Linked DNA regions of Homo sapiens: all the other regions are linked to region 1. A link is a loop called in an ENCODE intact Hi-C map of the cell type or tissue named here. Cell type or tissue: mammary epithelial cell. All regions are shown on one strand. Region 1 has its middle 20 kb from the start of MIR9898. Region 2 has its middle 5.8 kb from the start of KRT84. Region 3 has its middle 35 kb from the start of KRT80. Region 4 has its middle 6.2 kb from the start of KRT83. Region 5 has its middle 5.7 kb from the start of KRT85. Region 6 holds the start of KRT86-AS2 (KRT86 antisense RNA 2). Region 7 holds the start of LINC02874 (long intergenic non-protein coding RNA 2874).

The links. Hi-C counts contacts between places; a loop is a spot of excess contacts. Peaks named below come from ENCODE experiments on the same cell type or tissue, not always from the same donor. Only the 100,000 strongest peaks of a DNase experiment are listed, where the experiment ranks them.
Region 2: a loop joins it to region 1, with 8 times the contacts of the local background. A loop is called at or near these places in 17 of 110 quality-filtered maps.
Region 3: a loop joins it to region 1, with 13 times the contacts of the local background. A loop is called at or near these places in 102 of 110 quality-filtered maps.
Region 4: a loop joins it to region 1, with 7 times the contacts of the local background. A loop is called at or near these places in 8 of 110 quality-filtered maps.
Region 5: it touches region 1 in a loop (13-fold over the local background); 98 of 110 quality-filtered maps call a loop at or near these places.
Region 6: a loop joins it to region 1, with 6 times the contacts of the local background. A loop is called at or near these places in 4 of 110 quality-filtered maps.
Region 7: a loop joins it to region 1, with 5 times the contacts of the local background. A loop is called at or near these places in 9 of 110 quality-filtered maps.

What each region holds. Positions count from the first base shown.
Region 1 is chr12:52,877,277-52,881,276 of GRCh38, forward strand. No RefSeq gene overlaps it. Among named protein-coding and RNA genes, the nearest start is that of MIR9898, 20 kb to the right of the region's middle. In mammary epithelial cell, CTCF peaks have their summits at 816, 2,368 (motif pointing left) and 2,834 (motif pointing left); DNase peaks (open chromatin) are centred at 2,365 and 2,785; H3K4me3 peaks cover 363 bases; H3K27ac peaks cover 516 bases.
Region 2 is chr12:52,389,437-52,393,436 of GRCh38, forward strand. No RefSeq gene overlaps it. Among named protein-coding and RNA genes, the nearest start is that of KRT84, 5.8 kb to the left of the region's middle. In mammary epithelial cell, a CTCF peak has its summit at 1,732 (motif pointing right); DNase peaks (open chromatin) are centred at 505 and 3,265; H3K27ac peaks cover 2,288 bases.
Region 3 is chr12:52,154,921-52,158,920 of GRCh38, forward strand. No RefSeq gene overlaps it. Among named protein-coding and RNA genes, the nearest start is that of KRT80, 35 kb to the right of the region's middle. In mammary epithelial cell, a CTCF peak has its summit at 2,024 (motif pointing right); DNase peaks (open chromatin) are centred at 721, 2,041 and 2,491; H3K27ac peaks cover 3,107 bases.
Region 4 is chr12:52,325,596-52,329,595 of GRCh38, forward strand. No RefSeq gene overlaps it. Among named protein-coding and RNA genes, the nearest start is that of KRT83, 6.2 kb to the left of the region's middle. In mammary epithelial cell, a CTCF peak has its summit at 2,075 (motif pointing left); a DNase peak (open chromatin) is centred at 2,176; H3K27ac peaks cover 732 bases.
Region 5 is chr12:52,371,138-52,375,137 of GRCh38, forward strand. No RefSeq gene overlaps it. Among named protein-coding and RNA genes, the nearest start is that of KRT85, 5.7 kb to the left of the region's middle. RefSeq lists enhancers at 1,557-1,726, 3,234-3,403 and a cis regulatory region at 1,642. In mammary epithelial cell, a CTCF peak has its summit at 1,598 (motif pointing right); a DNase peak (open chromatin) is centred at 1,614.
Region 6 is chr12:52,277,542-52,281,541 of GRCh38, forward strand. All of the region lies in intron 2 of KRT86 (keratin 86), which reads left to right. It overlaps KRT86-AS2 (KRT86 antisense RNA 2), which reads right to left and starts at 1,615. Exons shown (of 2, transcript NR_199073.1): 1 at 1,400-1,615. RefSeq lists an enhancer at 2,536-3,735. In mammary epithelial cell, a CTCF peak has its summit at 1,606; DNase peaks (open chromatin) are centred at 1,610, 2,970 and 3,600; H3K4me3 peaks cover 326 bases; H3K27ac peaks cover 3,032 bases.
Region 7 is chr12:52,211,648-52,215,647 of GRCh38, forward strand. LINC02874 (long intergenic non-protein coding RNA 2874) reads right to left here and starts at 1,936. Exons shown (of 3, transcript NR_164133.1): 1 at 1,869-1,936; 2 at 895-955. It overlaps LINC00592 (long intergenic non-protein coding RNA 592), which reads left to right. Exons shown (of 5, transcript NR_027358.2): 2 at 397-509; 3 at 952-1,380. RefSeq lists an enhancer at 1,800-2,361. In mammary epithelial cell, a CTCF peak has its summit at 2,027; a DNase peak (open chromatin) is centred at 2,054; H3K27ac peaks cover 301 bases.

The DNA.
Region 1 (4,000 bases):
CAAGGTATTCTGTCCACACTGCCCCTAACCAACAAACACATCTACACACACACACAGACACACACACACACACACACAGGCTTTCAAGCACACACACCACCACTGGAACAGATACCTAACCAGCACTCCCTGTCACAGGCCCACAGCACACAGCCCTGCACGTGCAACTCAATCATATATACTCCCAGCACACCACACGGTGTCCCAAACCCCCATCTCACACATAGTTTCATGCATAGTCCCCATAAAATATGCACAGCTGGACACAGCGTCTCTATGCATGTCTCAACACACAGACTTGCACAGTGTCAGGAGGCTCTTGTCATTGTCCCAAACACAGTCATGCCAGCTCTGCACTGGGATAGCTGGCTCTGGGGGACAGGTCTTTGCACACTGCCCACCCATTGGCTTTGCAGTTCCAGGACATCGGAGTAGCCTTCGTTTTATCCCTGCTGCCCCTACCCAAGAGCCATGATAAGCCTGGCTGGGGCAAGGAGCTGCAAAATGTCACTGCCAAAGCCATGCCCTCTCACAGACCAGCCCCTCAGGCATGGGGAAGAAAGCAGAAATAAGCCAATGGCTGGTAAGAGCTCAAAACCGTAGAAGCCCTATGGCACCTGAGGTGGACCTGGGAAGAGGACACATAAACCCTTGAGCCTGCTGGCCCAGGAGGGAGCTGTGCAAGGGCCGGGCAGACCCAGGAGGGAGCTGTTCAAGGGCCCGGCAGACCCAGGTGCTGGAGTAGTAGGGGCAATGACGGTGGCAGGAAAGTCATCAGAGATAGGGCCTGAGGTTAAAAAGCAGTAACACCCCTAGAGCAACTCAGGGCAGGCCAGGCCCTTGGAGGGCGCCAGACTCTCCTCCCTGTGCCCTTCCCCCTCCGCCTTTCAGCTTAGGAGTCAGGCAGCAGGTGTTCAAAATGCTCCCACTAGCCTGGGCGACGTGGTCAGAACTTGTCTGTACAAAAAATAAATAAAAATTAGCCAGGCAGGGTGGCACACATCTGTGGTCCCAGCTACTCAGGAGGCTGAAGTGGGAGGATCACTTGAGCTTGGGAAGTTGAAGCTGCAGCTGCAGTGAGCCTTGGTCACACCACTGCACTCCAGCCTGGACAACAGAACGAGACCCTGTCTGGAAAAAAAAAAAAATGCAGCTCTCACTGGGACTTCTGGGGGCTGACTCTGCTCTGCTTCCTGACATGAGTGCTGGTAGCATGATCTGTTCAGTTTGTGAAACTTCATCACACTGTAGACTTATGACTTGAGTACTTCTCTCTATGTATGTTACACTTCCATGAAAATTGTTTTTGTTTTAAATAAATCTCCCCGTGTGTATGAAGCTCCACATCTTTCTGGGTTGGTGTGCACATGTCTGTCTGTGCCTGTCTGTACCTGTCTGCGCCTATGCACATACAATCTCCCATAGGAATTATTCCTTGTCTCTGGTGCCTGAGGCCCTCCATATGTGCACCTGACAGTACACACACGCGCACACGCATGCACACACCCACAGCCCCCTGCCTGCGTGTCTTCCCTCCATGATGGCAAGGCTGCCGCTGCAGAGGGTGGGGAGGGAATGTAGTAAGGCCTTTCTTTCATTTAACAGCAGATATTTACAACCATCTGCTCTGTGCCAGGCACGGGGATACAGAAGCATTCCAGTCAGACTGGGCCCTGGCCAAGCTCACCGTCTGCTGGGGAGGCTGTGGTGTGGTGAGAAGGGCCCTGTGGGGTAGCACAGGGTAGGGGGAGCCCAGCCTCGGAGGGGCAGGGACGGCTTCCAGAGGAGGAAATCCTAACTAAATTGGGAAGATGAAAGGCTCACAAGTGGATGGGTCAGCCATAGGAGGTGCATTGCAGACAGGGGGACAGCAGGCACAGGGGCTAAGGGTGTGAGGGGGTGCGACTTCCTCAGGGAACCCCCAGGGGATTCAGCTGCCTGAGTGGAAGGCCACGGCAGAGGTGACTTCAGCGGGGTCAGGCGGGCCTGGAGTGCCAAGCTCAGGGGCTTGTGTGTCTCCAAGGAAGGGTTTGGGCCAGGCTGGGACATGATTGGGATCAACTGGAAGGAGTGCTGTGGAGGAAGGCGCACTGAACTGAGAGTGAGGACACGGAAGTTCTCACCCTGGCTCTGCCCGATGCTGCCCAACTCCCCTCTCTGAGCCTCCAAAACGACAGCGTGCTGCACCTCGGAGCCGCTGGCTCACAGGCGGCTGCTTTCTCCTGGGGCCTGTCTGCTGCCGGCTTGCCTGTCCTCCTGGGTCCTGCCCACGCGCTTCTGCCCCCAGGCCCGTGCAGGCGTGGACCTCCCGCGAGGGCCTCAGCAGTCTCCAGGACAGAGAGTGGAACCCGCCACCTGCTGGAAAGGCCGGAGCCGGCGCAGAGCTAGCGCGGGGCAATGTGGCGCCCTCTGCGGGGAGCCCCTGCTGCCTCGCGCCGGCACTCAAACCTCCAGTACACAGTGCAGTGGAGGGCACACCAGCAGCAGCACGCCTGTCTCACCCTGCTCCTCAGTGCCCTCCGCCCTCAGCTCCCCCCACCCACCCCCCACCATGGCCCCTGCGTTGCCAAGGGCACAGGGCATAGGAGGACGTGGACTGATCCACCCCAAGCTCCGCTCACCAAGTCATGCCCTAGCCTACATTTCCCATGAGGATGGGAGCTTCCTCTGATTTGCACAAAGCCCCCCTGTCGGTTAGTGGTGGCCTGCAACCCAACAACCTCCCAAGTCAGCCTCCTGGGATAGGGAGGATGTAGTGAGGGGGTGGGAGGGTGTGCAGGCTCGGCTTCCAGAAGCCGGGAGAGCAGTTTCTTTCCCTGCTCCTCTGCTGCCTCCTAGTGGATGTCTGATGTCTCTCCGGTTTGCACAAATCCATCCCGCTTCGGTCAATCCTAGCCGTCTTGGTGCCCATTCTTCAGAAGTTCAAGCAGGCTGACAGCAGGCTGCAGGGAAAGAGGATAATCTACGGCTGCCCACGCTTCTCTGTGTCCCTTGGGTCCCCAGCACAGCACTGTCCCCCAGTGCCAATACTGGATTCTCAAAGTCTAGAAATGAAGGCAGAAGCTGGTGTTGGAGATTTTGCCCCTTTAATCAGCTGCACCTCAATCCCCTCTGTGCTGGCTCAGGTTCTTATGCTGCAGGAATCAAGGCGAGCCTTGCCTCTCTGGCCTCGGTCTCTCTGCTGTGTTTCCTGTGGCTTGTTTGATTTTGTTCAGGACAGGTTGTTTTGTTTTGTTTTGTGTGTTTTGGGTTTGTTTTTTTTGTTTTGTTTTTTGGCTTTTTGTTTGTCTGTTTCGAGCCAAGGTCTAGCTCTGTCACCCAGAATGGAGTGCACTGGCACGATCTCTGCTCAATGCAAACTTTGGCATACCCCCCCAACCCCCGCCCCCAGTCAAGTGATCCCAAGTAGCTGGGACCACAGGCATGCACCACCACCCCCGGGCGTGTGTGTGTGTGTGTGTGTGTGTGTGTCTCAGGGTCTCACTCTGTCACCCAGGCTGGAGTGCCATGGCGTGATCTCGGCTTACTGCAACCTCTGCCTCCCAGCTTCAAGCGATTCTCCTGCCTCAGCCTCCTGAGTATCTGGGATTACAGGTGTGTGCCACCACACCCAGCTAATTTTTTGTGTTTCTGGTAAAGACAGGGTTTCACCATGTCAGCCGAGCTAATCTCAAACTCCTGACCTCAAGTGATCTGCCCGCCTCGGCCTCCCGAAGTGCTAGGATTACAGGCATGAGCCACTGCGCCCGGCCCCAGCAATTTTTTTTTCCTTTGGTGGAGATGGGGTCTAGCCATGTTGCCCAGGCTGGTCTCAAATGCCTGAGCTCACGCAATCTGCCTGCCTCTGCCTCTCAAAGTGCTGGGATTACAGGCATGAGCCACTGCACCCCCAGCCATTTTTTCTTTTGTTTTTTGTTTGTTTGTTTGTTTTTTGTTTTTGAGACAGAGTCTTGCTCTGTCACCCAGGCTAGAGTGCAGTGGCACGATCTCAGCTCACTGC
Region 2 (4,000 bases), 490 kb before region 1:
CCCTCCCTTCCTCCCTTTTCTTCTCTGTTTTGCACAATCCTCCCTTCACTTCTACACAGTCATCCCTGTTCCCATCCACACCCGCCTCCTTCCTGCTCCCATGGCAGATGCATTCATACCCCATTAGCCATTCCTGTCCCATGTCCCAGCTTCCCTCAACCCTGATCAGGCTGGGTGGGGTGGGGGTAATTGTAATTGGGACCAGTCAAGCATAGTCCCTGCTCTGTGATGAACTGTCACCATCAGCAGTTTGCAGTTTGGAGGCATTATTTCGCCAGACGATGCATAACACAACCCTCAGTCATTTTTTAGGGGGTGGCAGGTGGGGAGAGGGGGCGGAGTTGCCCTGGCAACTTTGGGTAGGAGGTTTTGCTGCTGCAACAGTTTCTTCTTGCTGTTGTCAGTCAGCCTGAGTGTAACTCCAGAGACTTGCGGGCTGAGCCCAGGCTCCGTGGCTGCATTACCATGCCTGGCTGCTGGGTCATCAGGATCCTATCTGTGGAGCAGGGAGGAGGCAGAAACGCTGAGCAGAGGAAAGGGAGGGGAAGGGCTGCCTGAGGGAGGGGGACATCCTGGTTGGCCATGCAGGTTCTGGGAACGCTGTTTGCACTGTGGCTGGGTGTGTGTGTGGGAAAGGGGATGACAGGGGAAGCCCAGATTCTGAGAAGGCTTCAGAGGGCTTCTGTTTAGCCTGGGGACGAGTTTGTGCTGGAGAGAGGCACTGGCTGGAGAAGTTTTCATGCTAAGACCTGCTCCTGCTGGGAAAGGAAGCTTCAGAGTCCCCCCAGCAGGGGTGGGGGTCGGGGGGCAGGGGGTGTGTGTGAGAGGCTAGGTCCACCCTTGCCAGTACCTCCTCCTCTCTCCCCTCTCAGATGAATGAACACGCCTCCCCACGGAAGATAAAGCACCCCCTTCTTGTTTTCTACCCACCCCTCTCACTTCTTCCAGGAAGGATGGTTTTTTCAGGTTTAATGCGATGTCTCACATGGCCCACATGGTTGTCACCTGTCCAGAGTGAAAATGTTGCTCCTGGTAGACATCTAGTTCAGTTTGCTTCAACACACCTTTATTGGTTGCTAATGTGCGCCTGGCATTGCACTTAGGTGCTAGGATGGCTAGGACAGCCTCTTCCAGGTTCAGCGACTCCAAGCACCCCCTCCTCTGCTCAGGGTGCCATTTCTAGAGCCATTTTCCCAATTCCAGCCCCTGCCAGGATTCTTTCTGGGTACTTGGTGACCCTGGCTGGAGTGTGGCAATCGTGGGTGGACCTGGGACCACAGATGTGACTGGTGTGAGGAAGGGCCATTAGGGGCAGAGTCACCCAAGGGAGGGGCCAGGGGAACAAGGAGGAGCTGTGTGGGAGGGAGAGAAACTCTGGTGAGCACTTGAAAGCTTCAGGAGGAAGAGGGCCAGGAAATGGGAGACTTTCTGTGGAGACAGACACAGAAATACAGAGCTCCAGTTCAGGTCCCCCCAGCCTCCCTAGGCCTCTCTGGGTTGTTCCCCATCCTATCCTCACTGGCACATTCTGGAGGGGCTGGGATTAGGAGACTCCAGGCCAAGCCGAGTACAGTGAAACTCTGGCTTCATGCAGACGGTTCTCTTTCTCACCAGGGCAGGGGGCCGGGGCCTGTTCCTACTGTATTCCAGCACCCATTGCAGGGCTGACCCCAGAAGACACTCAGGAGGTGTTTGCTGTGTTGAATGGAATGCAGACATCCCAGCCACCACCAGGAGGCACATCTGTCCCGCCTGTTTTGAATGTCTCCTCTCCTGGGGAGGAAGGGGGAATGGGGACACAGCTGCACGATGCTGGGGAGTCCCTGGTGGGTGTCCTGGAGGGGGTGCCCTGGTCTCTGTGCTCACATCCAGGGCTGAGCGTGGGAGCACACTCCTGGGATGAGCAGTGCTTATGGGATGACTCCAGGCAGCCTCCCTGCCCAGCAGACACTTATCAGGGGCCAGGCACTCTGGAACCAAAATCCCAAAAGGGTGGTTACCAGGCCCCGAGCCTACCTCACCGCAGTGGGGGGAGTCTTCCTTCCCTCTTCTGCTTCATTCTTAGCTCAGTCCCAACACCAAGGTGGGCCGTTTCCTGGGCCTCGAGCAGCCATCTGTGAGATGGGGTGGCCAGTCTCCTTGGAATCTGTTTGCTGACTACAGGGCGGAGGGTCACTCTGGCTCTAGGGTGCTCTGAATTAGTCCTCAGCAGGGAGTGGAGCTGGATCCAGGCCCAGGTCCAGAGAGACGAGGCTTCAAGTGGGAACAAGGCTCTCAGATCCATCATTTCCTTCTCTCTTTCCCAGCATGTGGATGTGCATCCCCGGAATCACACTCACAGGCCCCAGCCATGTGCTGCGTGCCCAGCTGGCAGCTGTGATGCCCCAGCCTGGAGCCTGCTGCTGGCATCCTGCCCAGACAGTCCCGTGGGCCTCCAGGACTCAGGCTTGCCTGCCCCTCCTCCTGGGAGCTTCCAGAGCCTCAGGACTAAGGTGGGACTCTCAGTTCTGTCCCCATGGCCTTCTGCTCTGCCACCATCACAACAGTCCTCACAGCTGTAATTTTGTGTCCCCGGTCTGTATTTCCCGGTAGGCTGTAAGCCCATGGGGCATGCGGCCAAGGCCCCATTTAAAAAAAATAGCCTTACTGAGATATAATTGCTATTACTGTATATAATTCATTCATTTAAAATGTAAGAGTCAATGGCTTTTAGAGTGTGCAACCATCAATACAGCCAATTTTAGAACATTTTCATCACCCCAGAAGAAACCTTTATTTTTTATAAAAAAAAAATGTTTTTTAAGCGACAAGGTCTTGCTCTGTCACCCAGGCTGGAGTGCAGTGGTGCGATTATAGCTCACTGCAATCTTGAACTTCTGGGCTCAAGTGATCCTCCTGCTTCAGCTTCCCAAGTGGCTGGGACTGCAGGTGCAGCCACCACACCGGGCCAAAGCAACCTTTAGCTGTGGCTTCTATGACTCCCCTAAGCTCTGTATTCTCCTCCTTCCAGCCCTAAGCAGCCACAGCTCTGCTTTCTCTGTGGATTCCCATATTCTGGACATTCATACAAATGGAATTGTAAAATAGGTGGCCTTTCGTGACTGGCTTCTTTCACTTTGCATAATGTTTCCAAGGTTCATCCATGCTGTAGCATGTATCAGCACAGGACTCCTTTATATGGCAGAGAATATTCCATTGTGTAGGTGTGCCATATTTTGGATAGACACTGTGACATGTCTACACAGTGTTGTTTCCACATTTTAGTTATTAGGAGTAATGTGATAAACTTTCACGGGCATGTTTCTGCATGGACATAGGTTTCTATCTCTCTTGGATGTATGCCTAAGAGTGATAGTGCTGACTCACCTTGTACCTCTGTGGGGACCACGCTCAGGAACTGCCAGGCTGTCTTCCACAGTGGCTGCCCCATCTTACATTCTCTACCATCGGCCCCACATACAGTGTCTACTGCGCTTTATGGGGTAAACTGGCCGTGACCAGGGCTGTCTCATTCCGCACTGAGTCTCCAGGCCCTGGGTAGCCAGCCCCATAGCAGGTGCTTGAGAGATGCAGAATGAGCCAATGAGAATGTGAAGGAATGGGTTCTGCTGACTATGCTTGCTCTCAGATCTGACTCTAGACTTCCCTTCAGCCCCTGTCCATACAGTCTTCCCTGTGATCCTGTCTCTGACCCTCGCCAGGCAGTCGTGAGCTGCTTCTTGGGGCTCCCATGCTGTTTGGCCCTCATTATTTATGAATCTTCTCTCCGGGAGGCTGAGCGTCCTTCCAAGGTTAAGAGGGAGTCTTAGTCAATTCTGCAGCACCAGCCTCTAATGCAGGGCTTGGCGCAGCATGGGTGCTCTTTGGGGAGAGTGGGGAGTCATCCCAACTCTCAGGAGAGGGGAGCCATAAGGGGGAAAGCACCCCCCAGGAGGGGCTGTTTCAGGGGGTCGGTGAGGCAGAGGAAAGGGGACTGAGGCCTCACAGAGGGTGGAAGCAC
Region 3 (4,000 bases), 720 kb before region 1:
CCAGGCTGGTCTCGAACTCCTGACCTCAGGTGATCCACCTGCCTCGGCCTCCCAAGGTGCTAGGATTACAGGCATGAGCCACTGCACCCAGCCAGAAAGCTACACTTTCGAGGGTTGACCTTGAAACTACGTGGGGCCATGTGGCTATCCCTGATCCCCTGGAAGGTCTTCAGAGTTAGCTTATCAGCTCAAGTTATTCTCCACTCTGAGTACACGACAGGGAACTCCTCTCCCTCAGTGCTTAGGCACTGGGGTGGCCATGGGGGTTGGGGCAGCAGTGGCCTGTCAGGGCAGGGTTTTGCAAGGGGACTTAGCATCCTCGGGAGAGGAGGACACTGGCCATCTTCCTTTTTCCAGGAGGTCATGGGGAGAGTATGTGGTGGGACACCGTGGGCCTCCCTCCACCAGAAACATGGTCTTAGCAGCCACGGGCTTGTAGGGGGATGGAGCTGAGGAGAGGACTGTCAGGCAGGCTGGAGAGCCTCCAGGGGGACCCTAGTCTCCCCCAATCTCAGGGAGCTCCTTAAAGCAGCCACAATCCACTGCAAAAGGGCAAAGCCTATGGGGGGGCCTGGGGGAAGTAGGACTCCAAGGCCTCCATTTTGTACCCCTAAAGGCTGTAGCCAAGAGGAGGAGGAATGCAGGATTCCCCGCTAGGCCCTGTTCTGACAGGCTGGGGAGGAAGGGTGGGGCTCCCAAGTGAGCCCACATGCTCCTGATCTCAGGTCGTAGCTAGGCAGCTTTGTAAACAGCAGAAACACAGAGCAGCCTCTGTGTGTGTGTGTGTGTGTGTGTGTGTGTGTGCATGTGTATGTGTGTGCCTGTGCTGGGGGACTCACGCCCCAGAGGGGACCCTTCTCATTACTTTATAGTCACAGTTATATACAGGTCTGAGGCTGGGGTTCTGCCAGCTAATGCTTGCTGGCATTAGCTGTGTTGCAGGTCTGTGTTGCAGGTCTGCTCCATGTATTGTCTCCTTTAATCTTCCCAACCCTATAGGCAGGCATCCTTATTACCCAGTTTTACAGGTGGGGAAACTGAGGCTCTGAAAGTTGCAGATGCTCAGGGTCACAGAGCAACTGAGTGATAAAGCCAGGTCAGGGTTCAAATTGAGGTCTGTCTGACTTCAGTCCAGTTATACTCCTGGCACCTGTGGACGTGTGTGCATGTGAGCACTGATCAAGGGCTATGTGTATGCACATGTGCGGATGTGTGCTTTGATGGTGGGCCTCAGTCTGCCTGCGCCTGTTGAGGACACCTGCATGTAGGCGTGGATGTCTCCGCCCAGGGATGGAGGTGTGCACACAGATGTCCATTTGCACTTATGTTTGCACAATGCACGTATGTTGGGTACACATGTATGTGTTGTATGTGTGCACATGTGAACATATGCATAAGAACATATGCTTGTGCACAGTGTGCCTGCATTTGTGAGTAGGTGTGTGCATAGGCTGTGCATATGTGTGTTCATATCTGCAGATAGCCATGTCCCCAGGTATATGTGGTCATCTCCAAAGGCTGACCTCACTCCAGTTCACTCAGCCTGTGTCCCCTTCTCAGGCTCCTGACTCACCACATGTGTGGAATCTATTTGCATGTCAGTCCCACTGAGTCAGTGTCACAGCAGGATGTGTGATGGCCTTGCTGGTGGTACAGGGACTTCGAAGGAGGGGCGCTTGGGGAGAGGTAGGATTGGCAGGGATGAGTGTTGAATAGGAAGGTGGCGGATGGGATGAAAGAGATTAAGGCCAGGTGTGGAGGCGGGCCTAGGTGTTTTTCAGCCCCCAGTCAGGGGTAGAGGCCTCAAGGAGGCTAATCCTGCCCCCTGTACTTACCTCTTTCTTATTTTTTATTTTTATTTTTAGATAGAGATGGGGTCTCACTATATTGCCCAGGCTTGTCTCGAACCCCTGAGCTCAAGCGATCCTCTCACCTCGCCCCAGGAACAGCTCTTTGCACTGTCCCAGACCCCAGGCCATAGGTATCTGGTTCCCCATTGGGCGTGGAGGTGCAGATGAGGCAGTGGTCAGCAGGGGGCGCTCAGAGCCTGCAGATGGTGGGGAGCCATGGAACAAGCAGGTGGGAATGGGAGTGGGGAGGGTAGGGCTGAACCACGGGCACAGACCCACCTGCGGGGAAAGGGTGGAGGAACATGAACTTTGCAACATGAGGGGCAGACTCCCAGAGGGCCAGATATACACATCCTCCCCAGAGGGACAGGCCCTCTCCAACAGACTCACAGACCCTCAGAAGGACAGACACAGGGACAATCCCTCACCCTCTGAGAACATTCCGGGCCCAATGAGCCGGAGGGAGGTGAGAGTGACCACACTGGCCTGCATGTCCCTCTGGAGGCAGGGGGTGTTGGCTCTTGGTGACAGTGAGGAGGGGAAGGAAGGCAAGGGCTCTAGAGTCAGGCACGCTCAAGGTCTGACTTCAGCGTTGCCTCTGGGTGACCTGAGCTCTCCTGAATGGGGCAATGTCTTCCAGGTGTCCAGCTCAGGCCTGGACACGCAACGTCACCCTGGAGGTTATGAGAGGTTGCCAGAGCCTCCGTCATTGGTATGTCTGCACATTTCTCCAAGCATCTACTAAGTGCCAGGTCCACTGCAAGGCGCTGGGGATATGGTAATGATCAAGTCACACTCAGTGGCTCCTGCCACTGCTAGGGAGCTAACATTCTAACGGGGGGAGTATCTTAGGATACTTGGGATACAAAATGATCACTATTCCCCCCATTTGATTATTTGAAGTGGAAATTATGGGACAAAAGGCAGAGACTGGCAGGGAAGGCCCTTTCCTCTTTTATTGCTTATCAAATGCAGGCTGAGAAAAGTCCAGATATTATGGTACTGCTGTGGTCCCCTGCCTCTTACTGCAGAGGTCAGATCCAAACCCTCCATCTCATTCAGTCAAAGCTGAGGTTCAACAGTGGCCCCTGAGGCCTAGTGTAGGCTGAACCCCCCGCCTCTCCCCTCATCCCTCCTCGCAAGTCCTCAAACATGATAGGCAGGTTCTGCCTCCGGGCCTTTGCCCTTGCTGTTCTGCCTCTGGGCCTCTGGCCTTGCTATTCTCTCTTCCTGGAATGGTCTTCCCCAGGCTTCTGCGTGGCTTGTTTCTTCATCTCTTGTTTTTTTTTTTTTTGAGATGGAGTCTCACTCTGTCACCCAGGGTGGAGTGCAGTGGTTCAATCTCAGCTCATTGTAACCTCTATCTCCTGGGTTCAAGTGATTCTCCTGCCTCAGCCTCCCCAGTAGCTGGGACTACAGGCACCTGCCACCACACTCAGCTAATTTTTTTGTACTTTTAGTAGAGACGGGGTTTCACCATGTTGGCCAGGCTGGTCTCGAACTCCTGACCTCAGGTGTTCCACCCGCCTTGGCCGGCCAAAGTGCTGGGATTACAGGCGTGAGACACTGCGCCTGGCCAAAATGTTCCTTTCTTAGTGAGGCTTTTCCTGACCTCCCTATTAATCACCCTACTCTCAACATTCCCTATGCTCTTTCTGCTTTAGTTTTCTCCATAGCACTTTTTATCAACGTCTAGTCAGCTATGTCTTTTACATGAATATATTTCTTCCTTGTTTTTTTCTTCCCATGAGAACATAAACTCCATGTGGGCTGGGATTTGGGCAGATTTGTTCACAGCTGTATCCCCAGGGCCTAGAATGTGCCTGGCACATCGTAAGTATCAATAAATATTTGTCAATGCATGTTTGTCAAGTGAATGTTGAGTGCTGGCCTTGCAGTGGCACACCCCTCTTCCTGACGGGGGCTAATGATGGGTCGGGGGTTGGGGGGGCACGATTTAAAGGCTGCAGTTGAGTTGATGCTGGCATAACCTTTTGGGGGCTAGGGGCCTGGGGATGTTAGTCCCTTTTGTGCTGCTATAACTGAAGACTATAGACTGGGTACTTTATAAACAATAGAAGTTTATTTGGCACATGGTTCTGGAGGCTGGGAAGTCCAAGATCATGGGGCTGCATTTTGTGATGGCCTGA
Region 4 (4,000 bases), 550 kb before region 1:
GGAAAAGTTGAGCAGTGCTGCTAGTTACAAAGTCAACTTACAAAAATCAAAAGTGCTTTTCTTTATCAGTGACAGCTAATCAGAAAATATATGGAAAATATGGCTGGGCACAATGGCTCTTGCCTGTAATCCCAGCATGTTGGGATGCCAAGGCAGGCAGATCACTTGAGGTCAGGAGTTCGAGACCAGACTGGCCAACATGGTGAAACGCTGTCTCTACTAAAAATACAAAAAAATTAGCCAGGCACGTTTGTAGTTCCAGCAACTTGGGAGGTTGAGGCAGGAGAATCGCTTGAACCCGGGAGGCGGAGGTTGCAGTGAGCTGAGGTCGCGCCATTGCACTCCAGCCTGGGCGACAAGATCTCAAACAAGATGTCATTCCTAAGACAGATTAAAAACAATAAAGTATTATATAACTTTATAAAGTATGCACAAGATGTCTATGGAGAACAATATAAAACTCTATAATGAAAATAAAAAACAAAATCTGATTAAATGGAATTATGCTATATTCAGGAATACTTTGACCTAGCATTCTAAAGTTATAAATTGCCCCTAAATTAGTTGGCAAATTCAATGCAAACCCAACAAAAATTCCAGCCGGATTTATTTTGAGGAACTTGATAAAATTAATTTTTTTCTGAAAGAGTAAAGTTTATTTATAGCAAAGCCAGTTATGAAAAAGGAAAGGAAAGTCTGAGGACTCGAGATAAAATAGTAATAATAAAGTGTGCAGCAATATGTAGATAGACTAATGGAGCAGCACAGACACTCACAACAGGCCCCTTCCCATCAGTAAAGCTTGGTATTTAATGAGGGTTGCAACAAGCAAAGGGCCATTTATTCAGTTGGTGAGATTTGTAAAAAATAGACACACCGTATGGAAAGCATAGAGCTGGAGTTTAGTTCATACCATGTCCCATGGGAAGCCTCGGATGAATTAAAGGCCAGGACAGATAAAGCTAAAAGGCAAGCAGAAGCCATGTAGGAGAATGTCCTTACTTATGGGTGGGGAAAGATTTCTTAAGCAAACCTTGAAAATAAAGACCAGGTAAAAAATGGATCGACATGACCACATTAAAATGAAAAATTCCAGTTTAGCGAAAGACTACACAGAAAAAAAAATAGTTGGTAGTTGATAGCCTGGGAAAAGTTATATATTTATATATATATATATTCCTTATACGTGTGTGTGTGTGTGTGTGTGTGTGTGTATAAGAAACGTCTATATATATAAGGAATGCCTGCAAATCCACAAGTAAAAGAAAGGAAATCCAGTAGAAAGCTAGTCAGGGATCTGAATAGACAGTTCATCAAAGGGAAAGCCCAAATGGCTAATAGGAATATGAAGAAATGATGACTGCCCCCAGTCCTTAGAAAGATGCAGATCAGGCCACAAGTTATGTTTGTACCATCAGAATGGCAAGGATCAGAAAGGTGGATGTGGAGGGGTGGGAGGATGAGAACCCTGGGGCACTGTGGTTGGGAGCGTGGGGTGGTGTAGACATTCTGGAAAGCAACGTAGAGTTGTTCAGTGAATTCAGGCATGTGTAAATGTGTAAATGACCCAGCACTCGCACTCCTGAGAGAAATCCAACCCCACATATGAAAGCAGTCCTTATGCAAAGAACAGGTTATTCATTGTGGCATTATGTGTAGCAGAAGGAAGTTGGAGGCACCCTAGCAGATGAGTTAGAGAGCTTTGCTGGGGCCAGCCTGAAAATCAGGCCCAGGAGCCTTCAGATGTCTTCTGCTGAGCCTTTGGTGCCTGGGGAGATGCATCTTGAAAGTGGAGCTTTTGGGAACTAAAGCTGCGAAGGCATATAATGGGCTGGAGGAGGGGAGACTGGCTCATAAGATCTGTTTAGAAAGTTAATGTCTGGGGTGGAGGCGGTGGGTTGCCCACGGAGGGGTACACGGCCGAGTGCTGAGCACATGTAGAGAAGCCCCTGGGAAAGTGAAAAACTCCAGGCAGGGAAGAGCCACGAAAGCCACACTCCACGCTGATCAACATAGGAGGGCTTCTTGTAGGAAAAGGGCTCTCCTAGATGGCAGCACTGGGTACCTCCTGATGCCAAGCTAGGGTGCCCTCTGGTGGGAACATTGTGGCAATCCTGGCAGTCCAGGACATCTTTTCTAAGGCACCTTCTGCAGCACAGCTATGACTCATATGGCTTCTCTGAGCCACAGAACTCAGGGTTTCGGTCTATGAAATGGATGCATGCCATGCAGGTGTGATGAAGCTGGGTGAGCTCCAGCTCCGGGGTAATGACAAGCATTTCTGGGCCAAGGTTTTCTTCCTGTTCGTCTCTGATACTCCTCCCACAAGCCTTCTGAACGATTGGAGGGGGTAGCCCTGGAGGGCGTCATGTCCCACCCCACCCTCCGTGCTGTACCACTCCTGCTGGATCCCTCCAGGAACAGGGAGGCTTTAGCCAGGCTGGGCAACCTGAAGTGGGCCTTATGTTGAACCCGAAGCCAAGCCCTGTGCTTGAGCTTGTTGGTCACCCTCCACCTGTCTGGTTATGCCCCACACATTAACCCGGTCCCCCAACAGCCTTGCTCAGCACCTCCCAAGTCCTCTCCACCCTGCACCCCACCCACTCCCATGAGATGCACACCCATCCTGCTCTCCTCAGGAGCACTCACAGTGCAGGATTTCAGGGACCTGGGTGCACAGAGCACCCCTCTGGGTGCTATCTGGGCCAGCAGTGTCCTCTGGAAGCAGTGAGGGGCTGGGGCTGGCCACTCTTCCCCTCATGGGTCTGAGCAGCAGGGGAAGGGTGGCCACTGCTCCGGACGCTGTGAGTCTCTGGGTGCTGCCTGAGGGTGCAGGAGCTCCTTAGAACAGACACAATGAGCTCTCCCTGCTCGGACTGCAGTCCTCAAGTAAGACAAATTTGGTTGTTAAAGCTACTAAATTTGAGGACTTAGTAACTGCTGTAGTAAAGTGGAACAGACTTACCTGGATTCCATAATTTGCAATCACTGTTGAGTATTGGCATCATTCCAGAAATTAAGACAATCGAAATTCATTGTAAGTTTTCAGTTTTAGCTCCATTTAAACCTCTTCTGTCTCCCCCCGCCACTAGGCCACCTCTCCACATGCCCAAACTAACATATTTATGGCTCTCATGGCCTGGTGGGATGGGGGTCTTTTCATCACACACTTCCACCTTCCTTCTCTTTTGAGATTTGCAGCATGTATTGAGTCAGGGGAGGGACTGTCAGGCAGGGCTCCCTGCCTAGGTGATAGCTTGTTAGGGCAGCAGGCTCCGTGGCTGCCTCTAAATTTAGGTGGTGGCCCACAAGCCTGTTGTTGGAGGGTTGATTTCACAAGGTCCCCTACCCTGGTGCTGCCTTGCAACATATGGCCACATCTTGCCCTCCATGCTGCTGGATGGCTCTTCCATCTCAGTTGTCCTCTGAGACCATCTTTTGGGCCTATGGCTATGAGGGGTGGTGACCATGTGTGTGCAGCTGTCTTAGAAGAGGAGGGATGCTGACAACCTCTTGTGCTCAGCTTTAGGCCTTGGCTGCAAATCGGGGAACACAGGAAAAATGCATCTGCTCTCCCCTTCCTCACACAATACCACAGCGAATATCCTAGTTTATTGTACATAGCCATCCATAGGATTTTAGGTCTACTTCTTCACCCTAGAAATCAGAAGAGCCTGTGTCTCCCTTCCCCATCAGATGCAGGAGACTCTAAGCTGCTTTCTCAGACACCCCCTTTCTTCAGCCTGGTCATTGTACACTCTCTTCTCAGAACTCTGCATCCCAGAAACACTGCTTCTGCCTCCATGCTGCCTCAGGTGTAGCTGCACCCTCCCCCTTCTTGTCCTGGGTCAAAGCTCTTATTCTGCCCTGGGCTCTCTGTCCTCTCCCCCAGCTATCAGTCTCACTTACTTTGGAAGCATCTTAGAAGCAGGGTTCTAATTCACAGACAGGGACCTTCTACTGATCTAGAATTATGAGAGAAAGAGGTGTTACTTTATAA
Region 5 (4,000 bases), 510 kb before region 1:
ACAGCTGATTCAAACTGGGTACCGCCCTTTGCCTCTGCTGGCCACACTTTTATTATGCATCTAAGGCTACGCCACTGCCGCTGCTGAGACGCAGCTCTTGGAGGCTCTTCTTAGCCCTCTTTCCCTCTCTTTGACTTTCACAAGACTTGGGCATGATTCAGGGACCCTAAGTGAGAGAAAGGAGGGTCAGAGCAACTCTACGTTCTCCAGTGTGTCATGGCGGGGTTCCGTGCCCAGCTGACACAGCTGCTCCCTGGCCTGCTCCACGGCAACTCCAAGAAACTCCATTCTCCTCCCGAACTCTGTCCACGTGCCTTCCTATTGGCAGCATTCCCTGGTGCTTTGCTGTTTTCCATGGTTACTCGGGATCAGAGCAGTGGCTCAGTCGTTACAGAGCCTCTGATTTCAGGAATGTACTGCATGAATGGTTTTGAAATGTTTTCTTTCTTTTCTTTTTGGCAGTTGAGCCATCTCCCCAAATCCTAGGAGGAAAACAGCTATATAAAGCCATGTATTTACTTATGTAGTTATAGAATAGATAAGATTGACATGCTGGTCTCCCTGTTTGCCCCTGGCCCTCCAACTCCATTCTCAGCCGAGGAGAGTAAGCCCCGTAAAACATAAGTTGGATCATGTCTCTACCCTGCTCAAACACCCAATTCCCCATTTTGCTTGGAGTCCTAACAATGGCCAACAAGGCCCTGCACTGCCTGTCTGTGTTGTGGCCTTTGTCACCGGTCTCCCTGTGTTCAGCAACCACAGTGACCTCCCACTGGAGCACCAGGACAGGGTGCACTCCTGACTCAGGGCCTGTGCCCTGCTGTCTCTTCCACCCAAATGCTCCCCTGTCATCCAAGTGGCTTGCCCATTGCCTCCTGCAGGGCTTTGCCCCTATACCATCTCTCTGACCCTTTAAAAAAATGGCAACCTGCCCTCCACCCCAGGGCACTCTCCATCCAGCTTATCTTGCTCTTATTTATTTATTTTTCCATCACACTTAACACAGTCCAGAATTTACTTATTTATTCTATTTGTGGATTATTGTCTGTTTTTCCCATCACCCCAAAGTAAACTCCATGGAAGCAGAGATTTTGTCTGTTTTGTTCATTTTGTTCACCTAGAAAAGTGCTGGGAATATAGTAAGTGCTCAGTAAATATTGTTGACTGATGAATGTATAAATGAATGGCTATCTTGGATACTTTAGATATTTGAGGTTTGGCAGAAAATGACAGCTTGTGGGAAGCCTTGGCCCTTGAGCCCCGAGGAACACATGCAGTTTGAAAGCCATGGGACTAAGACCCCTCCCTGGCTCTTTCCTGCTTCAAGGCTGTGGTTTTCTGAATACCCATGGAGACAAAGAACACAGAACGGTGAAAACGGCTGGGTTGGGCTGGTGAGAAAGGAGATAGATTTATTTTTAAAAGCTGTTACTTATTGTTTTTATGTTTGTGTCCTAATTACAAATCTGGAGAAAAACAAAATGGTTTTACAAGACTCTAAGCTCCCTCCTCTCCTTGCTATATTGCACAAGCCAATCCTGCTGGTAGCCTGCTTTGAAAATCTCCTACGCCTTCTTGTCCGAAGTTGGTGGCCAGAAGAGGGCAGCAAATTCCCACAGCTGGCCTGGCAGCAGTTCAGTCGTGGCAGAAGCAGAGAAGGCCAGGGATCTGCCTGCAGCTGGCTCTGGTTTCCAGATCTTTGGAAGCTGGAGACAGTCCCTGACGCTTCTGCATCCACCTGTGGTTGGTACTGGAGTGGCTGAGCTGCTGACAAAGCTATTGTTCATTGACAAAAGAGAAACACCACCACCACCACCACTACTGAAGCAATTGTGTACCCACTGTGGGCCAGGTTGAGTGCCAAGCACCTTGGATTACCATTGCATGTCATCCCCACATCTCTTTGAGGTACGACATATTTTTCCATTTTACAAATGAGGCAAGAGGCGTATTGAGATTACGTGACAGGCAGAACAGCACAGTGGTGGTGAGCATGGGCTCAGGAGTCAGAGCTCCTGTGCCTCACCACTTATTTAACCTCTCTGGGCCTCAGTTTTGTCATCTGTCAAATGGGAAATAATAAAAGCACCTACCACCTAAGGATATTGAAAGAATAAAATGAGTTAACCTGTGAGAATTATTTGGAACACTACTCAGTTCAACATATGTTAGGTATTATTGTTACCTCTCATTACCTTTGGTCACGCAGCCAGTAAGTGGAAGACCTGGGATTGAACTCAGGTCTGCCTGTGCCCTTGTCCATGGGTTTGACCCCTATGTCATCTCTGGGAGATAACTGACATATTAATAATATTGAGTCTTCCAGCTCATTAACACAGTATATCTTTCTATTTATTTAAGTTTTCTTTGATTTCTTTCATTAATGTTTTGTAGTTTTCAGCATACAGATCCTCATATACTTTTTAAAGGTTTATGCCTAAGTATTTATCCTTTGGAATTAAATGGTACTATTGGAAATGATATTTCAACAATTTTTTAATTTCCATTGCTGGTGTATAGAAATACAATTGATTTCTGTATATTGACCTTGCATCCTGCAACCTTCCTAAAGTCACTTATTAGCTCTAGTAGATATTTAAATAAAGATTTCCTAGAATTTTCTATATAGAAAATGAAGACTTCTGAGCTGTATTTCTTCCTTTCCAACCTGTATATTTTTGCCTTAGTTCAGTGGCCAGGACAGCTTGTACAATACTAAGAGTGGTGTAAGCAGACTTCTTTATTTTGTATCTAATCTTAGAGAGAAAGCATTCAGTCTTTTACCATTAAGTATGCTGTCAGCTGTAGGTTTTTTTTTTTTTAGATTTCATTTGCCAGGCTAAGAAAGTTCCCTTCAATTTCTAGTTTGCTGAGAGTTCTCTCTCTTTTAAGCCAAGAATGGATGTTAAATTTTGTCAAATGCTTTTTCTGCATCTGTCAAGATAATTATACTGTTTCTCCTATTTAGTCTGTTGATATCATGAATTACATTAATAGACTTTTGAAAGTTGAACCAACCTTGCATTCCCAGGCTAAACTGTCATTGGTTATGATATACTATCCTTTCATTTGTTACTGTGCTTACTTTACTAATGCCTTGCTGAAGATTTTTTCATTTCTGTTCATTAAGGATACTAGTTTATAGCTTTCTTTTCTTATAATGTCATTGGGTTTTGGTGCAGGGTAATGCTGGTCTCAAAAAGAATTGAGACGTTTTCCCTTCTCTTATGTTTTCTGGAAGAGTTTGGGTTGAATTCTTTCTTAAATGTTTGGTAGAATTCACAAGTGAAAATGCTTAGGCCTGAATTCTTCTCTGTGGGAAGGTTTAAAACTGTACATTCAGTGCACACTTACTAGATATAGAGCTATTCAGGCAGGACTGGCTACATAATTTACAAGGTCTATCTTGGTGAATGTTCCCTATTATCACTTGAAAAGAATGTATACTTTTCTGTTTGGGGTGGTGTGCTCTATAAATGTCAAGTAAATGAGGTTGATTGAAAGTGACACAAATTACCAAAGACAGTGACAGTAGGCATTAAACTTTCCTTCTGTTAATCTGTCTTTGGTCATCTTAATTCACAGACTCCAAGCACTAAAACTAAGTGGGTAAAGGAAAGCTTTTTCTCCCTGACAGTGTGTTTCGACCATTTATGCTATATGTAATTATTAATATTGTTTTATTTAAGGTCTGTGATTTTATTATTTGTTTTCTTTTTGGCCTTTCTGATGTTTCTCTATTCTTTTTTATCTTCTTTGGATTATTTAGATATTAATATATTTTCCTTTGATCTATGACTTAAAAAACTTATTTATTATTATAATTATTCTTATTTTTGCAGAGAAAGGGTCTTCTGATATTACCAAGGCTGGTCTCGAACTTCTGTGCTCAAGTGATTCTCCTGCCTCAGCCTCCTACAGTGTTAAGATTGCAGGCGTCAGCCACCACGCCTGACCTCTATTGATTTTTGAGTGTATCTCTATGTATTACTTTTTAGTG
Region 6 (4,000 bases), 600 kb before region 1:
AGCTCTGCAGGAGGAGGGTGGCTCTGGCAGCACCAAGGGCAAGCTGGCTTGGCTGGAGGCTGCCCTGCAGCGAGCTAAGCAGGATGTGATGTAGCAGCTGTGTGAGTACTGAGAGCTGTGATCGTCAAGTGGGGCCTGGACTTTGAGATTGCTGCCTGCCACAAGCTGCTGGAGGGTGAAGAGAGTGGATGATGGGTCAGCTGGGAAGTGCTTCAGATGTGGCTGCAGTGAGGAGTGCAGGGGCACAGGGCAGCACCACGCTCATCAGCCAGGGAAGGGTGGAGAGAGATGACCTAGGTATCCAGGAACTCGTTCCTCTAGAGCTAGGTTTCTCTCACCATCTTACAGCCCTTTGAACAAAAAGTTCTAGCTGATGTGTACTTTTGGCACCTGGGACGGGGTGACCCATAGTCATCCACCCCAGTATCAGAGACCAGGGGCCGGTTTGTCCATGGAGACAGCTGCAGGGACCAAGGCCTAGCCAGTGGGAATAAGGTCTCTGTGTGAAGTGCCTTCTTCTCAACTCTGCCCCTCTCCCCAGGCCTGGGGAAGGTGGGGTTACATGACCAGGTGGGGCTTGGCTTTCAACTCAGTAGACAACAGTAGGAGACAAGGGCTGTCACCAGGCTAGGGGAGGGAGGGGGAACTGATCACCCATGCCACAGGCATATTGCATTGATCACCTCCTTTAACACCTCACAAAACCCTGGCAGGGAGGTCCTATTATCCCCATTTTACAGATGAGGGGTAAGTTTCAGAGAGGTTAAGTGACAGCTTTAGGGACACACACTAGTCTTCAGATTATGGAGCTACCTGCTCTGGGGTCTCCTGTAGAGGTTTAAAATGTTCCCTCACGGTCTCACCTTCCAAGATCAAGTCAGGCCAAAGAAAGTGTAGTTTTTTTTTTTTTTTTTTTGGTCTTCTCTTTCCTCCAAAAAGTCATCAACAAAAGTGAGTTATATGAATTTAAGGCAGGAGTGATCAGAGAGCGCCAGGGAGCTTGCAGGGTGGAAGGACTGCTGTCTGGGAGGGTCAGGAGTGTGTGTCCTGGGGAATGCAGAATACCAAACCTAGTAGACAGATGGACTCACCTGCTTCCTTCTTTCCGCTGGCTTGGTCTGGGATTTGGGGCAAGGAGCATCAGTAAGTAAACAGTAGGCTGGCATGGTCGGATCTTATCTTATTATCTTATTCTCCTTATTCCCTCCTTCCCCGTCCACACCTTGGCGTGCCTCCTCTTGAGAAGGCAGAAGGGCTGTGTTTCTGTTCCTGTGTCTGTGACAGCTCCCTCTGTGCCTCTCCTTTTGTCGGGGGCTATTTCTTCTCTCGGGGGTGACTGCGTTTGCGTGTGTGGGGAAGGGGGTCCTGTGGTCTGTTCTCTGGGGAGAGGTCTGTTTACCTGTTCCTTTCGGGGAGTTTGTACATCTGTCTCCTGGTGGGGAGGAGGGTCTGTGTATCTGGAGGAGATGTCTGCAAGTCTGTCTTCTGGGGCTTGGGGTGGGGGGAGGAAGGGCTTTCCTCCCTCGGACAGTCGTCCTCCGTTCAGCCGGGCTCCGCCTGCCTGCTCCAGCCCCGAGCAGGCTCCGGCGCCCTGGAGACGAGCGCCCCTGGCGGCGGCTACGCGCTCTGCGGCTCTCCCGGCTGTGTCCGTGGGCTTTAGCTACACAGCTCCCGCAGATGTTGAACCCTTCCCGCCTCCCTCCGGAGAAGACAAGGAACCCTCAGCTTCTGCCCTAAAGACTTAGCCCTCTTGTGTCAGATGCCCCCTCCCATAGAGCTGACCCCACATCATCTTTCCTTTTTGCCTCCCACACCGGGACGTGAGGCGTTGGAGCACAGCTTACAGGACTATGACTGACCATCCCCAGTGCAGATGGCCTGGACGCTGGTGCCATTGGGTAGAGGTGGCCAGCTTACCTGGACCAAGAACCCTGCCCCTCTGAACTGTTCCCACCCCTTCTTTCCAGGGACTTCTCTGCAATAAAAAGTTGTGGAGTGGTCTGAGCTGCCAGGAGTTTAAACCCGGATTCTCCAGGCCATTCCCAGAGCACAGACAAACCTGGCTGCGGTGGAGGGGTCAGGGCGAGAACAGTACCAGGAAGCAACCTCCTCCCCTCCTGCTGTGAGGGTCTATGTGACTTAAGTATATGATGATTCGATATTATAGAACCAGAGTCTTTAGGATGGGGAGCCCGGAGTCCATGGGGAAAGCGAGAGAAAGGGTTCATTCATGCAGAAGAGTCTAGCCTGGGGCCCATAGCTTCTGGGCAGCAGAGCTGAGAATTCCATTCTCCATCCATCCATTCACTCTACACATACTTACTGAATGGCCTCATAGTGCTTGGTTCAGGGGACAGGATGGTGAGGAAGACACTCTAGGATTCCTGGAGATGAGGTTCTGGGTAGGGAGGTGGGCCATAGACGAGGAAACCGAGCAGAAACAGAAAAGGGTGAGATGGGGATTGGGCCAGTGCCTTCTATCACCCTGATGGGGCATTTGAAGACAGGTGGCCCTTGCAGATGGGGGCTGGAGAGAGATGAACACAATTGGGTGGCCCAAGCTTGGGTTCTGGTTTAACACACAATTGGGCCACCGAGTTGTGTTAATATGATCTGGTGGCGGGCAGAGGAACAACACACTATGGTGGAGGAAATTGTGGGCTGTGAAATCAGACGGAGGCTCCAGCTCTGTCTCTACTTCAGATCCAGGGTGTAAGTTGGTCCGAGTTTTTACAAGGCATTGGATTTTGGTGGTCGGAAGATAGAGTGGGGTGGCTAGATAAAGGCTGGATTTCTGGGTTCTTTCCCTGCCACACAGACCCAAGAGAAGCTTCTGTACAGTGAGCCCACATTCCTTTCTATTGCATGAAATTACATCATCAATGCAACAATAGTTTCTGCTTTCTATGTCCCTGGGTGGGGCTGAAGTGCGTCATTGGCCAGAGGCTTGGGCTTTACTTTTTAAGGCACTCTAGTGCCAGAGTGTCTGCTGTGTTCTTCTGGGTGCCTGCCCAGAGGACAGGTATCCAAAAGGCCCTCTTCTTGTGTAAACAGAAAAGTCTCATGCAAGAGGAATGGGACTGAAACTTGGCTAGCCGGATGCCACCCTCCTGAGGGGTAGGGGGCATGACCCCACTGGGCTCACACATCAGCCCTGGTTGATAAATACTGACCTGCCAACACTCGCAAATGCAAACAAGCTGCCTGAAGATTCTTTCAAGATTCTTTAGTCCAGCTCTGTGCTCCTTGCATTTTGCTAGGGGATCATGAGATTCTCTGCTATTCAAGCCCAATTTTCTCCAGCTCCTGCTATGATGATCATGTCAACAAGGGAACTTTGTGGGAATTGTAGGCAGGATCTAGGATGTACATTCTGCAACCTGCGTCACTCAGGACTGTTGCTCACATTTTCCCTTTTCAAATACCGAACCTGGACTTGCCTGATGTCAATCCAGAAGATCCCCAGGGCTTTGGGGTCAGGTTTGAGTTTCTTCCTGGGCCAGGGCCCTGTGGATCACAAGCAATGTTTGTGGTTTGGAGACTAATTCCCTGAGAGGCTCCCCTGGCCATGGGCCACATTCCAGACTGGGGTGGGAGGAAACTGCCCAGTGCATTTATGGAGAGTCATTCCCCAGCCCATTTATAAGCTTTGTGAGTCGGGTGGCTTCTGAAGGGAGGAGGGCTGTCCTCAGTTCAGTCATTGCTTCTCAGCAGAAGGGCACTATAAGGTGTGAGTCCTCTGTTGGCTCTGCATGCCTGCCTCACACTCCGTTGTATTTAAACATGTCAGATGCTAACTTGGCTGTGGTCATGTCTCTATCTGAGCCCCAGGAGGGCAGTGAAGGTCTCATCCATCCTCAGGGTCTGCCACAGAGTAGATGTGATGGGGTTGAGGCTGCATGGTCCTGGTTGGTGTGTCCTGTCCTGAGATGTATTGGGCCCTGTTTTTGACCATTGGCATGTGGCATTCTGCATAACCCCTTGGAAGTCTCTTGTGGAG
Region 7 (4,000 bases), 670 kb before region 1:
CGGGGCTCTTGAATGCTGACATGAGGAGTGAGCTTTCTGTTCCAAGGGAAGCTGGGAGCTGTTGAAGAGTTTTAAGCAGGAAGGGATGTGGTCAGATGCAGGGGCTGCAGTGCTATGGGAATGGGGAGGATTGCGAGGGGTCTGCCTTTGGGTTTCATGGAGCAAGGGAGTGATGGCAGGGGCATGCTCCTGCAGAGGGAGGAGGGGATGGGGTGTGTGGGTCTAGAGCAGGCAGTCTGAGGTGGGCCTGCCCAGGTGAGAGGGTGTGGGGACTCCATCAGGTCGGAGTTTGGAGCCCAGGGCAGGGCTGAGGGAGGGGGAAGGGTGAGGTGGAGGGCTGGACTGCAAGACCAGGCAGGGGAACCGCGGCTTCAGCTCTGCCAGCACTTCCCTTAGGCCTCCCAGGCTGGTCTGCTCCACTGGCCCTCAGAAAGACTTGTCGCCTCGCCGAGCCTCAGTGTTCTCATCTGAAGAATAGAGTGGGCAAGGCCTTTCTCCTACACACTCAGGTGTCTGATTAGTGAACAGTCACGGTGTCTCCAACTGGGCCCTGAGTTATGGGAGAGGCAAGCCCATGACCCACCAGGCCCCACCAAGAGCCGTGCCACAGCCTGAGGTGGGCTCTCGGTGTTGACCAGCTCTTGGAGTACTTCAGGAGGAGGTGGAGGGACTGGGGAGTTCTAGGAGTGTGTCCATGATAAAGAGCCGCAAACAAGATCCCAGGTCCAAGGCTGCCTCACCTCCCCTGTGACATGGGGTGCTCTCTCAGACCCTTCCAGCTCATTGGGCTTTTGAGCCACCCCTGCGTAGTGGGACCAGGGCCCCCAGGGCTGGGAGGACAGGGAATATGGGGTTGTAGCTTAGGCGTAATGGGGTGAGGACCCCAGGACTCACCCAGCTCTGAAGGTTGCCAGATCTTTGCATCTTACTGTTCATCTTCTGCCTCTGCAGAGCCCTGAATGGGAAGAAATGGGTTCCATGTGCAGCAAGCCAGGAGAGATTTAGGCAACGAGAACCTCCAGTTCTGTCTTAGGGTTCCCAGCTTTCTCCTTGTCCTGAGGGAGCCGCTGAGCCTGTGGGAGATGAGGGGTGCCCATTCCCCAGTGCTTCTCACCCTCCCCCACCTGCCCTCCTGGGGTACCTTTGTCTGCCACTTGCATCCTATTGGAAGCTGTCCCCAAGTGCGTGTTAGGCAGGTGGCAGGTGCTGGAGCAGAGTGCACCACCCTCCGGCGATCACTGTGAGTTGGGGTAAGAGTGGGGTGTTCCTGCCAGCCCCAGGAGAGGGGAAAGCAAGCCCCCGTCCACCCTTGTGGGTCTCTGCTCCTGGAAAAGGTGCTCTAGCAGGCTCATCTGTGTGAGTCACTGTCTTCCATGTGGGGTAAGTTGAGCCCTGCCTTTTGGATCTCAAAATCCAGGGATGCCGACATCCTGGGTCTGGAGAAGGGAGGAGGCACAGGGCAGCAGAGCCCTGGCCTGTCTTTCCTGACGGGGTATGGAGCTGGCAGGACAGGGAGGCTAGGTGGCTGGTGGTGCAGGGCGTGCCCATCCCTCTACCTCCTTCCTCACAGCCCTGCACTGCTCTGTCCCGGTCTGGCCCCTCTTCTCTCCTCACTTTTTCTTCTCTGCTTCTCTTCTCTCTCACTCCCCTCCTATCCTCAACCTTTTCGTCTCCCTCCCCGCAGTCCTTCCCTCTGCCTCCTTTATTTCTTCCTTAACCCCCTGCCCTTCCATTTCCCATCTCCTCCTCCACCCTCCAGTTCTATTCCATCCACTTGCCCCACCACAGACCCGCCTCCCTGAGTTCAAGCTGCCCATTCTTCCTTCTTGCAGCCCCTGCCCATCTGAGCAGCAGAGTTCATCCCATACCCTGCAGGGAGTCCAGCGCCACCATGATGTCCCTCTCTTCCCTCCTTGAGGCTGGCTGGGTCCAGCCTGAGCTGTGCCACCTGCTGGCTCAGGCCAGTGGGATTGTGCCTCAGGCAGGCTCCTGCCCTTCCAAGCCAAGGGCTTGGCTGCAGACCCGACAGCGGCTCCCAGAGGTGAGGCTGGGGATTGCAGCATCCTGCCAGCTGCAGTTCCCTCCCTGCTGTACTCTCGTTCCTGATGTCCTGAAGGTCCCGCTTACAAGTCTACTGGTGGGCATGAACGTGCGAATGCTGTGTGGACACCTGGGCATAGTCTGTTGTTCATGCATGCACGTGCGCATCTGGTGTGTGTGCATGATTTGAGTGTGTACCTTCTGCCTTGAGTGAGCACCACCCCTGGGAACCGCAGTGTATGTGTGAGTGCTGAGTGCACATGACTGTGCAGGTGTGTGATGGAATTCAGGCTCCTGCAGACTTTGCATATTTGTGAGTGTGTACATTTGGGAGCATGTGCGATAGCACAAAGTCATGTGTTTCCCTGAGTGCTTGGAGAAGCTTAAGTGCCCTGCCAAGTGTGTGCTTCTCTGTGCCTGGGGACACCAGTGGGCACCGGAATAGCATGAAGCCACGTGGACATGTGTGAGGTGGGAGGGGGCTGTGGGCACTTACACAAGGCTGCTTGTAGCATGCACCTGTGTGCCCAAGAGGGACTATCTGCCTGTGTGAGTTATGTGCACATGTGTGTATTCACTGCACGTGTGAGGGATATGAGACCATATCCCTGTGGCACCATAAAGGCACATGTGAGCAGTGAGCAGGGCCTGAGGAAAGCTGTCTGTGTCTGCATGAGGAGATGCATCCTCACAGGCCCAGGGTGTGGCTGTGCTGAAAGGGGACATATTTAGTGATTTATGAACTTTTAAGGAAAAGCCTCAGCCCCCATTCAGGCCCCAGACACAGTGACCCCCTGCCCCCACTGCCACATCACTCAGGCCTGACATCAGCCAGGCACCTGAAACCACAGGAATGAGAGGTGATCTCCTTGCTCCTGCCACCTCACCTGCTCACCCACTGCAGGGCTGATGCCAGGGGACAGCAAGGATGCCTCCCGAAGCACCTACTGGGTGCAGGAGTGTGCTGCCAAGACCATGCTGCAGTCCAGGCCAGAGACCCCTCTGCAGCCATGGAGGCCACGCTAGCCCCACCCGCTGGCTGAGAGAGGGTTGCAGGGAGTAGGGATACCTGTCTCTGCCTTGGTGGACTTGGGGTGCAAGTGCCCCCTTTCCCAGGCAAGCCTGACTCCTTCAGGAGAGCTGGTGGGCTTCCCAAAGTCTGCCCTCTGGGACTGACTGGCCATGAAGCAGAGGAGAGGAAGCCGTTGATAAATGTGGGATGGAGGAATGAATGAAGAAACGGTGAGGCTGGGTGAGGTGGCTCACACCTGTAATCCTAGAGCTTTGGGAAGTTGAGGCAGGAAGATTGCTTGAGTCCAGGAGTTGGAGACCAGCCTTGGCAACATAGTGAGACCCTCTCTCTGTATTTTTTTTTTGAGACAGAGTCTCAGTCTGTCGCCCAGGCTGGAGTGCAGTGGCACGATCTCGGCTCACTGCAATCTCTGCCTCCCAGATTCAAGCGATTCTCATGCCTCAGCCTCCCAAGTAGCTGGGATTATAGGATTGTGCCACCACACCCAGCTGATTTTTTGTATTTTTTAGTAGGAATGGGGTTTCACCATGTTGGCCAGGCTGGTCTCCAACTCCTGACCTCAAGTGATCCGCCTGCCTTGGCCTCCCAAAGTGTTGGGATTACAGGTGTGAGCCACTGCGCCTGGCCCAATCTCTCTCTCTCTTTTTTTTAAATTTTAGAAAAGAAACAGTGGTTCCCAGGGGTGGTGGTGGCTGGCCCCAGGGAGTGCACTGAGGGTGAGTGGATGGCTGTGCTCGGTGCTAAGAGATTGGCCTTTGAATTCACTTCTGCCTGATCCTCATTTTTCTCCTTTCTACGAAAGATCAGAAATCCCCTTCAAGTTAATTATACCAATGAAATTCAGAGGTGTGCCTGGTGCCTGGCACATGGTAGGTGCTCAGGAAATGACAGGTGTCTCCTTCCTGAGAGCTGACAGCTGTCCTGAGC